Regions from separate parts of the Homo sapiens genome. Here region 2 is linked to region 1. A link is a loop called in an ENCODE intact Hi-C map of the cell type or tissue named here. Cell type or tissue: CD14-positive monocyte. All regions are shown on one strand. Links, peaks and the distances in the headings refer to the core of each region. The heading gives the core; the rest is flanking DNA. Region 1 has its middle 57 kb from the start of TLR5. Region 2 overlaps LOC124904522 (a long non-coding RNA gene).

Evidence for each region. Hi-C counts contacts between places; a loop is a spot of excess contacts. Peaks named below come from ENCODE experiments on the same cell type or tissue, not always from the same donor. Only the 100,000 strongest peaks of a DNase experiment are listed, where the experiment ranks them.
Region 2: it touches region 1 in a loop (4-fold over the local background); 11 of 110 quality-filtered maps call a loop at or near these places.

The regions. Positions count from the first base shown.
Region 1 is chr1:223,197,557-223,202,936 of GRCh38, forward strand. No RefSeq gene overlaps it. Among named protein-coding and RNA genes, the nearest start is that of TLR5, 57 kb to the left of the region's middle. In CD14-positive monocyte, for the core only: no CTCF peak of the experiment used is centred there; DNase peaks (open chromatin) are centred at 1,175, 1,715 and 2,265; H3K4me3 peaks cover 1,472 bases; H3K27ac peaks cover 1,983 bases.
Region 2 is chr1:223,145,267-223,150,646 of GRCh38, forward strand. LOC124904522 (a long non-coding RNA gene) reads left to right here. Exons shown (of 2, transcript XR_007066895.1): 2 at 2,622-3,891. Among named protein-coding and RNA genes, the nearest start is that of TLR5, 4.7 kb to the left of the region's middle. In CD14-positive monocyte, for the core only: no CTCF peak of the experiment used is centred there; no DNase peak of the experiment used is centred there; H3K4me3 peaks cover 78 bases.

The DNA.
Region 1 (5,380 bases), core at 99-5,098:
TCTCTGCTTCCTGATCTGTACAATGGGGAGATAACAGCATACATAGGGTTGTTGTGAGGGTTAAATAACGAATTAATATATGAAAGCCCAGTGACTGTGCCAGGCATATGGTAAGTGCCATATGAATGTGAGATATTTGACAATTATCTCTTGAGCACTATCTCCAGGCCACATCCATGTGCTAAGTATACAAGGATGACTAACGCATTGTATCGGGCCCACCTTGTCTGCACCTTTCATCCTCTGGATAGATCCCTCTTTTCCTGTGGCCATTGGTGAGGCCATCAGCTTCAAGCAGGTATACCTGTCGGCATCTTGCCTTGTTGTTCCCTCCTCTCTATGAGGAACTGCCATACCCTTCTCCACCGCGGCTGCGCCACTTCACATCCCAGCAACAGTGCACAGGGGTTCCAGTGTCTCCACATGCTTGCCAACATGTCTCCCTCCTTTCCTCCCTCATTCCCTCCCTCCCTTCCTTCCTTCCTTCTTTCTTTCCTTCCTTCCCTTCCTCCCTCCCTCCTTCCTTCCCTCCCTCCTTCTCTCTCTTTTTCTTTCTTTCTTTCTTTTTTCTTTCTTTCTCTTTCTTTCTTTTCTTCCTTCCTTCCTTCTTCCTTTCCATTCCTTTCCTTTCATTTCCTTTTCTTTCCTTTCCTTTCCTTCTCTGTCATTCTTTCTTAATATTAAACTTTTAGCTATGGAAAACAGTATAGCTATTTCTCAAAAAATTAAAACTAAAGTTACCATATGATCCAGTAATACCTCTTCTGGGTATATATCCAAAAGAATTGAAAGCAGGGTCTTGATATACTTGTACACCATGTTTATAGCAGCATTATTCACAATGGCCAAAAGCTGGAAGCAACCCAAGTGTCCATTGACGGATGACTAAATAAGCAAAATGTGGTCTATCCATATAAAGGAATATTAGTTGACCATAAAAGGCAAGGAAATTATGACACAAACTACAACTTATGTCAAGCTACAACTTGCTGGATGAAACTTGAGGACAGTATGCTAAGTGAAATCAGCTAGACACAAAAAGACAAGCACCATATACTTCCATTTCTTTGAGGTACGTGGAATAGTGAAAGTCATAGGGACGGGAAGTAGAATATGGTGGCTACCAGGGACCAGGGGTAGCAGGTAACAGGGAAATATTGTTTCGTGGGTATAGGGTTTCACTTTCACCAGATGAAGAGTTCTGGAAATGGATGGTGGTGATGGTTGCACAACAATGTGGGTGTACCTAATGCTGATGAAATATGCAGTTAAAAATGGTTAAGATGGTTTTATGTTACAAAATACATATTTTATCAAAATTTTAAAAAATTTAATACTTTTAGAAAATTTTAAAATTGGAAAAAAGTTGTCTGTGTGAATTGTTTCCTTGTCTACTGTTGAAGTCAAAATAAAAAAGTGGAGATGAACCAAAATAAAAATAGAGAGATGAATCTCGAAATGTAGCATTTTATTTGGGAAGAAAGAATTGCAATTCACGGCATACACACAGACAGAGTGGTCTTCTGAAGATGGTATGCCTGAAGAACAAAGAGAAGGTTGGGGGTTTTATAAAAAAAGGGAAATGTTACATGTGTTATTGGGAGAAAGTTCACTGGTATTAGCAAAGCCCTGGGAACTGGCAAGCTCTGACTGGTGAGCCATGAAGATGGGCAAAAGCCATGAAGGTAGTCCCATAGTTGCAGCAAGTTAGCTCAGCAGCTATGTGAACAACTGGCCTCAGGTTACAACCAGCAGCTTCAGCAGCCAGACTTGCAGAGCTGTACATTCCTGGAGCAACGTTATGTGTCCTGAGTGCTTTCCACCACTGGTTGTTCCTTCTCCTTCTTCTCCTTCTTCTCCTTCTTTTCCTTCTTCTCTTCTCCTCCTTCTTTTCCTTCTTCTCTTCTCCTCCTTCTCCTCTTCCTCCTCCTTCCTTTTCCTCTTCCTCTTCCTCTTCTTCCTCTTTCTTCTGTTCTTTTTTTTTAATTTAATTTTATTTTTTATTATACTTTAAGTTTTAGGGTACATGTGCACATTGTGCAGGTTAGTTACATATGTATACATGTGCCATGCTGGTGCGCTGCACCCACTAACTCATCATCTAGCATTAGGTGTATCTCCCAATGCTATCCCTCCCCCCTCCCCCCTTCCCCCCCCCACAATAGTCCCCAGAGTGTGATGTTCCCCTTCCTGTGTCCATGTGATCTCATTGTTCAATTCCCACCTATGAGTGAGAATATGCGGTGTTTGGTTCCTCTTTCGTCTTTTCTTCTTCTTCTTCTTCTTCCTCCTCCTCCTCCTTCTTCTTCTACCTCTTCTTCCTCTTCTTCCTCCTCCTCCTCTTCTTCTTCTTCTTCTTTTTTCTTTTTTTTTTTTTGACAGAGTCTTGCTCTGTCACCCAGGCTGGAGTGCAGTGGTGCGATCTTGGCTCACTGCAGCCTCTACTTCCAGATTCAAGCGATTCTCCTGCCTCAGCCTCTCTAATAGCTGGGACTACAGGCATGTGCCAGCACACCTGGCTAATTTTTTTATTATTATACTTTAAGTTTTAGGGTACATGTGCACAACGTGCAGGTTTGTTACATATGTATACATGTGCCATGTTGGTGTGCTGCACCCATTAACTCGTCATTTAACATTAGGTATATCTCCTAATGCTATCCCTCCCCTCTCCCCCCACCCCACAACAGGCCCCGGTGTGTGATGTTTCCCTTCCTGTGTCCACGTGTTCTCATTGTTCAGTTCCCACCTATGAGTGAGAATATGTGGTGTTTGGTTATTTGTTCTTGCGATAGTTTACTGAGAATGATGATTTCCAGTCCAGTCCCTTTCCCACGTGCCTTGCCCAGCCACAATGCCTCTCAGCGCAGCCCCCTCGCGGCTTCCCTTCCCCAGTCTTGCTTCATGCCACACTGTGCGTTGGGAGAGCTCCCAAAACCCTCCTATGGTTCCCTGCTGCCCTAGAGATGAAGCCCACCCTCCTCAACATGGCCACAAGGCCCCCGGCAGCTGGCAGAAGGCTTGGGGACCCTGGTGGAGCCTCCGTGGGCAAACCGTTTGTCCCCTACCATCATGCTTGGTGTATGGCTGCATTTGCCCTGTGCTTGTCTCCTCTGCTCTCTAAGTGATCTAAGGGCTGTCCTTGTCACTCTTGTTTACCCTGAATCCCCGGATCTCTCACAATCCCTGGCACTCCAAAAATATTGTCAAATAAATACATGATCAAGGAGAGCTAACACAGGAGCCCTTTGCCTCACCTCCTGTGCCCTGGTGCCAGGCTGGCATGACATGCCTTCCTCTAGGTGCCTTGGGAACCCAGCCTGAGTTCAGCTTTATGAGGAAGATAGGACAGCCCAGGTCTTGCCAATTCACAGGAACTTTTGCCACTTTTAGCCCATTTAAGGCTGACAGAGATTGGTCTAGAATCAGGAAAAGTTGAATTCAAGTACAGCAGGGTGGGCTTGACCCAGTCACAGGACCTCCAGTGACATCATTGGATCATTGGATTTTGCAAGATAGTGAACGTCAGGGAGTCCCACAGTGGCACCATGAGGAGTCAGCCCACAGTCAATTCCTCCTCTCACTTTCTCTTTCTCAGATCTTTGCAGACAAAGTATCCCGTTCAGACTGTTAAATACTGCACTTTCGGCCGGGTGCGGTGGCACATGCCTGTAATCCCAGCACTTTGGGAGGCTGAGGCTGGTGGATCACTTGAGGTGAGGAGATCGAGACCAGCCTGGCCAACATGATGAAACCCCATCTCTACTAAAAATACAAAAATTAAATAATAAATTACAAATAAATAAAATAAAATAAAACAAAATAAAATAAAATACTGCACTTTCAAAATGGTTGGCTTTGACCATTTTACCAATGAGGAAACTAGCTTACACGGGAGGGCTGGAGGCAATGTTTTTTTTTTTTGCCAGCATCCAAGTGGGATGCCTCCTCCCAAAGCAGCCCTGGATTTTTCCCTCAGGCCATGGGAGGACCCAATGTGACGGGCACCAGGCTGGTCCTACACTATGCCTGGCCACCCCAGCTCAGCCAACACGTGACTCTTTCTCCATGCTCATCCTTCATGTTTCTTCATCATTACCCAGAGCTCCCAGACCTAACAGCTTGCTCCTAGTGGCACGCAGGCATTCAGAGACTCAGAAATTATACTCTGAGCCAATTGGGCCATGTTATGTTCCTTGTGCTCATATGGAGCATACACTGAAGGAAGTAGAAGCAGAGAATATCAGAGCCAGAGGGACCCTAGGAGCCATCAGTGTTCACTTCTCTTCTCTCCTGATGGGGAAACTGAGGCCCAGACAGCTGAACCATGGTAGGAGTCCTTTTCCTGACTCCCCCTCCCATGCTCTTCCTACACCCGAGCTGCCTTCCCGGCTCCTTTATGAAGCACTAGACTGCCCTGGCCTGTGGGGTTGGGGAGAAGGAAAATCAATAGAGACAGTAATGGGCCAGGCTCTATCTGACCTTTGAGGAGTCCAGTAGGAGAGGGTTGTGTCTCTCCCTTCAGCCAAATCAGCATTCAGAGGGGACTTGGCAGGGAATCAGCCTCCCAGCCGTGCCGCCTGAGTCATGAAGCATGGTGCTGCCTTGGTGATCATGCTTGGGAACAGGGATTGACCAACATGCTGAGCAGGTGTGCAGGTGGTGAGGTGGGGCCCAGGGTACTTGTCTGTCTGCTCTGAGAGTGCCAGGTTGCAGGCCAGCCCTGGGGTGGTGGGGGCTCTTTCTCCTGCCAGGTTCCACCTCTTCTCCATATACCACCTCCCCTCCCTTTTTCCCTCCTCCTCCAGCTTTCTGCTCTCCGTGACTCCCCTCTCCCTCCCCCACTGATCCCTCACTCTTCTTTCCTACCGCTCCCAGTCTGGGCTGTCCAGGTCATATGGAATCGAGTTTAGGAGCCGCTGTCCTTCGGGGATTCCTCTGATGCTCTTCAGCGAGGTCAGCTCCTTTCTCCTGGGTGCTGGCTGTGCACTGGCCTCTGCCTCCTCTGTTGTCTGAATGAGGAGCTCCAGGTGCTGCAGGCTGTACTCCGTTCCCCAGTGCAGTGGGGGGCTCTCTGAGTCCCTGGGCAGAGCAGGGATGGGGAGGGGAGGGTGACGGGGAGCCTTCAGGAGTTGAAGCTAACGGAAGGAGTGGGAGCGGGACAACGTGGTGATCTGGGAGGGAAGTGGGCCAGATGGGACTGTGGTCAGGCCCTGGCCAGTGGGTAAGTGTGAAGAATGGAGGCACTGGGTAATGCAGCTCCTGGGCACAGTGGGCACCCTGTGCTTGTGCGTGGGGGGAGGAGTGGGAGGCAGACTCCCATAGGCAGTCAGAACCCGGGCCTCTGGCTCAGGGCTCTGTCCATTCCCACCAGCTCTGG
Region 2 (5,380 bases), core at 51-5,050, 52 kb before region 1:
TTTAGTGTTCCCTGTAATGTAACTTCTTCAAAGAGAACTTCCCTAACTCTTCTAATTAAATTAGGTCCCTCCCATTATTCTTCCTCTTTATAACCTATTCTTTTCCTTCACAACTCTCATTTCAATTTATGATTTTACATGGACATGTTTATTGGTTCAAGGTCAGCCTGTCCTTCATACTTAATAGATTTAATAGACTGTAAGCCTCACGAGGGTAGGGGCCATGTCTGATTTGTTCACTTCAAATCCAGTATCTGACAAGTGTCTCCCTATAAATATTTATTGATGAATGAATGAGTGAATGAATGATATCAGCAATCTTTATCTTAAAAGATAAAATTAGAACTCAATAAACTTGTAAACATAAGCAGTAGTGACTATTTCCATTAAAAAAGGTAGCAACCAAAACAAGATTCAAGGAAATACAAATACCAAGGTTTATTAGGTACTTCTTAAAACTAACCATCCATTCAACAAATGTGTATTAAGCTTCCGTAGCCCTTGTGCTTCTTGCCAGAAATACAAATCTAAATACGATCTGGCTCTCAGGAGCTTGCAGCCTGGGGGAGTAGGGTTGGACATGTAAATAAATGGTTATAGTGTAATTTGATAAATGCTGCAATAATATAGGTATCTAACTCTGCCTGGGAGTGCCTATATCTGGGACTTGGTGAAAAAGAAAAAGATGACTTTGTCACCTGGACGGGACAGAGGGAGGGCATTCTGGGCAGGAGACGAATGAAGGAATGTGGCTCATTTGGGGAACTGCCAGTGGTTTGGTAAATGGAGCGCAGGTTGTGTGAAGGATGGAGGCGGTTGAAGAGGTAGGTAGGCAATCACCAGATCCCACGTTCATGCACATGTGTTCTGCTGAGGAGTCTGGGCTATGCTCTGCCTCCCTGTAGGGCTTGGGGATCCACTGGATGGTGTTAAGCAATGGAGTGGCACCACACCTTCATATTTATAGACAAGAAGTTATAACCCTAATGGCAGTGTGTAAAATGAATGGAATGGGGGATGGGATGGTTAGCAGAAAGTAAGCCCAGTTAGGAGGCTACAGCAATTGTCTAAGCAACGATAATAAGAGTCTAAATTAAAGCAGTGGCATTCATTCATCTCTGTTGATATATATTATTTGATGGTTAGTTTTTTGATGATAAATATTTGTTGATGCTTAAAATATATTTTGATGCATAATATTATACCCCATCCCATGCTAGGTGGTAGGGTATAATATTAATAGTCAATATTTATTGAGTGCTTACCATGTGTCCTGTTCTTTTCTAAATACTATACATGCATTAACTGATTCAACCCTCACCACAACCCTATGAATCAGTACTATTATCATCCCCCATTTTACCAATGGGGAAACTGCGGGAGAAGAGGTCATATAACTTCCACTTACTTAGATACCTAATAATTGATGGAGTCAGGATTTGAATCAGGTAATTGGGCTGCAAAATTCATGCTGTTAAGCACCATCCCTTACTGATATTGTGGTAATGAACAAGCTGGACAAGGTCCCTGGTCTCATGGAACTTACATTCTGGCACTGGAGATGTAGAGGAGAAGACAGAGTGGGGCAAGGTTTAGATTGTAGAATCAGAAAAACTGGATCCTTATAAGAGAAAGAGCAGTCAGGGCAAATTCACAAGACACTGGCTTTGTGATTGGTGGATAGTTGTGTCAGTCATGGAGTTAGGAAATACAAGCTAGGGGTGGTAGGGTGGCGGAAGGTGAACTTGGAGGGATGAGTTCATTTTGGGATAAACTGGTGTTGGACTGACTGTGGGATATGGAGGTGGAGCCATCGAGTGAGCAGTTGAAGTCATGTGTCCAGAGCATAGAAAAGATGTTTATATGGAGACAATGGGGGGATCAAAGATGGGGGGACAGTTGGAGACATAGGCGGAAAACAATAGCTAGAAGACAGGCTTAGTCCAAGAGTTCATAAAGGAAAAGATTGATAAATTCAACTGCCTTAAAATGAAGACCTTGTGTTCATCAAAAGACATATTTAAAAGAATAAAAAGATAGGAAACAAAACCAGAGAGATGCTTGCAACACATATAACTGCCACAGCCCAAGCATCCAGATTATCTTCAGAACTCATACAAATCAGTAAGAAAAGTCAGTAGAAAAATGGACAAAAGATACAGGCAGATACTTCATAAAAGAGGAAATATAAGATGACCAATAAATAAATGAAAAAGTACCAAACCTCATTAGAAATCTTAGAAATGCAAATTAAAGCTATAATACATCACATATTATATAAATCATATTGGCCAAAAATAAAATGTCTGACAATAAAAAGTGTTGGTGACGATATGGTGCAAACAGAATTCTCACTTGTTGCTAGTGGAAATGTGAATTGGTATAACCACTTGGTAGAAGTTTGGCACTGTCATGGAAACTTGAAGATTCACATGCCCTAAGACCTAGGAACTCCATGCCTAGGTGCATAACCTGATATGCTCATATGCCACAATATATATACGAAAATCTGTAAGGCAGCATTGTTTGTTATATCCTTTGTACTAGACAGCTTCTATGATGGCTCCCTAAGATTTCTGCCTCCTGATATTCATGCCTTTCTGTAATCTTCTCTCCTTAAGTGTGAACTGGACCCAGCAACTTCTTCTAACAAATAGAGCATGACAAAATTGATGGGATATCACTTCTGAGATTAGATTACAAAAGGATGTGACTTCTGCCTTGCTCACACTCTCTCTCTGGCCCTCTTGCGTGCTTGCTCTCATGAAGCTGGCTGTCATATTGTCAGCTGCCCTATGGAAGGACCCATATGGCAAGGACTCAAGGGAAGCCTCTTGCCAACAGCTGGTGAGGAACTGAAGCCATCAGTCTAACAGCCTGTGATAAAATGGTTCTTGCCAACAACCACTTAAGCGAATTCAGCATCGAATCATCCCCAGCTCAAGCCTTAAGATGAGACCATAGCCCCAGCTAACACCTTGATTACAGTCTTGTGAGAGACCAGAGCCAGAGGACCTAGCCAAGAGTCCATGCCTGGAGTCTCAATCTACAGAAACTGTCACATAATACATGGTGTTTTAATCCACTGTGTTTTGGCATGATTTGTCACACAGCAAGATAACTAATACAAATCACCAAACTAGAGATCCCTCAAATGGTCATCAAAAGTAGAATGGATAAGCTGGGCTGGGCTCAGTGTCCCATGCTTGAGCCCAGGAGCTCAAGATTGTAGTGTGCAATGATCACACCTAGAAATAGCCACTTCACTCCATCCTGGGCAACATAGTGAGAGCCAAAAATAAAAAATAAAAATAATAAATAAATAGGAGTCATTGAATGAATTTCAAGGTGGGAGTGGCCAATGGTGCCAACTGTTCTAGAGTCAAATACCAAAAGAAGTGAAGTTTCCCGACTGGATGCGACAAGTTGCAGGTTTGCAGACCTGATTCTGAGATGGCCCTCGAGATTCCCATCTTTGGCACCCCTCTCCATTTTTGTGGGTGGGATCTGTGACTATAATGGGATCACTGCTCCCTTGATTAGGTGCTGTTATATGAGACTCCATCTGAGCAGACTGTCTAGTAATTCACAGCTGGCCCCAAAGAAGCAAATGGCCTTGTTATGAACTACTTACCTCAGGTCCTAGCCGCATGGCCCCCTTCAAAGGCTAAGAGTGACTCTCACCAACCAGCAAAGACAAAATAGGATGTCATTTCTACAGCTACAAGGAACTGGTTTCTGCCCACAACCCCAAGCTCCAGAAGGAATTCAGCCCAGCAAACACCCGGATTTCAGTCTGTAAGACTCTGAGCAGAGACCCCAGCCACACTATGCCTGGATTCCTGACTCCTTGTAACTGTGAGATAATAAAAGGCTAATGTTTTATGTCAATAAATTTCTTGTATTTTGTTATGCAATAGAAGAAAATAAATATAGCAGGTCATCAATGACCTAAGGGCAGAGTAGGTGATAGAGATCATGTGAAGTCTTTAAAATAGGATTATGACATACTTTCCCTACCCAGTTGACCTCCTGCCTGGATTTAATAAAGCCTCCTTGACTTTGTTACCTGGCACATTTGGCTCAAATCAATCTCGACTTCCACCCTGTGCTGCCGTAGCACCTCATTCATGTCATTGGCTATACTTTTCACCTTGAATCTAAATTCGATCCTGTTCACTGCCCCTGCCAGGCTGTGAGCTCCAAGAAAGCAGAGCTCTTTCCAGAGTTTTCTTTACATCCCTGGCTCTGGGTATGACACATGATGAATGCTTAATAAGTGTGGAACAAAAGAGTGACCCAAAGAAGGGCGAAGACTCCTGGTTCTTCATCATGCCCATGGGAACCATGCTTTGGGGATGTAGGGAGTGGACATTCTCTGTGGCAGCTTCAGGCTTCTGGGGTTCTGTGGTGCCACTGATGTGTCATGTAATTTGAAAGCCCTGGAAGAAACTATGGGTGACTCTGGTTGTCCCCTCTCCAGGGCCAGTTGGCTGCATTCCACGGAAAAGGAACCCATAGAGAGGACAGCTAGGATGGCCTTGTCTACCGCTGGCCTCAGATCTGAGGAGTGAATGTTTCTAATAGCCTCTTGGCATGGTTATTTTGGAGCTCCTCAGGACTGTCAATTACTTGACAGCATGAAACAGTTGGAGGACTCAGGGATATGACAAAAGCAGTGTAATTCCTGTTTTATAACTGAATCTCAGAAGAATCCTTTGGCCAATACCCTAGGTCAGGAAAGAAATAGCTACTTGGCTTTGCTCACACTCCACTTAGGTGAATTGATGTCCATTTTGTTCAGGGCTAGATTTCAACCTTCTGTTGTTGTGGAAATATCCCCTGTTGGATGTCAATTGCTTCCTTCTTCTCTTCCTTCTGCTTTCCCTTTCTCCACCCTTTTTTCTCTCCTTTTTAAAAAATTTCCTTTCTCTTTTTGCCAAAGCAAAGCTTTTCATTTCCCAGAAACTGAGCTGGCTGCTTCTTCCTGGTGGAGATATATATATATATATATATATATATATATATATATATATTTTTTTTTTTTTTTAGATAGGGTCTCAAGCCATCCTCCCTCCTCACTCAGCTTCCCAAGTAGCTGGGACTGCAGGCAAGCACTACCACTCCCAGCTAATTTTTTTGATTTTTAGTAGAGACGAGGTCTCCCTATGTTGCCCAGGCTGGTCTTCAACTCCTGAATGCAAGCAATCTCCCCGCCTCAGCTTCCCCAAATACTGGGATTACAGGCTAGGTGTGAGCCACTGTTTGTCCTTCCTGGACATTCTTGTTTCCACTCTCCCTACCCCTCCTCCTCCATAGCCCCCGTCAAGGTAGAGTGCCTTCTACTTTGTTCATGAGTGCCCAGCAGTTGAAGTGATGC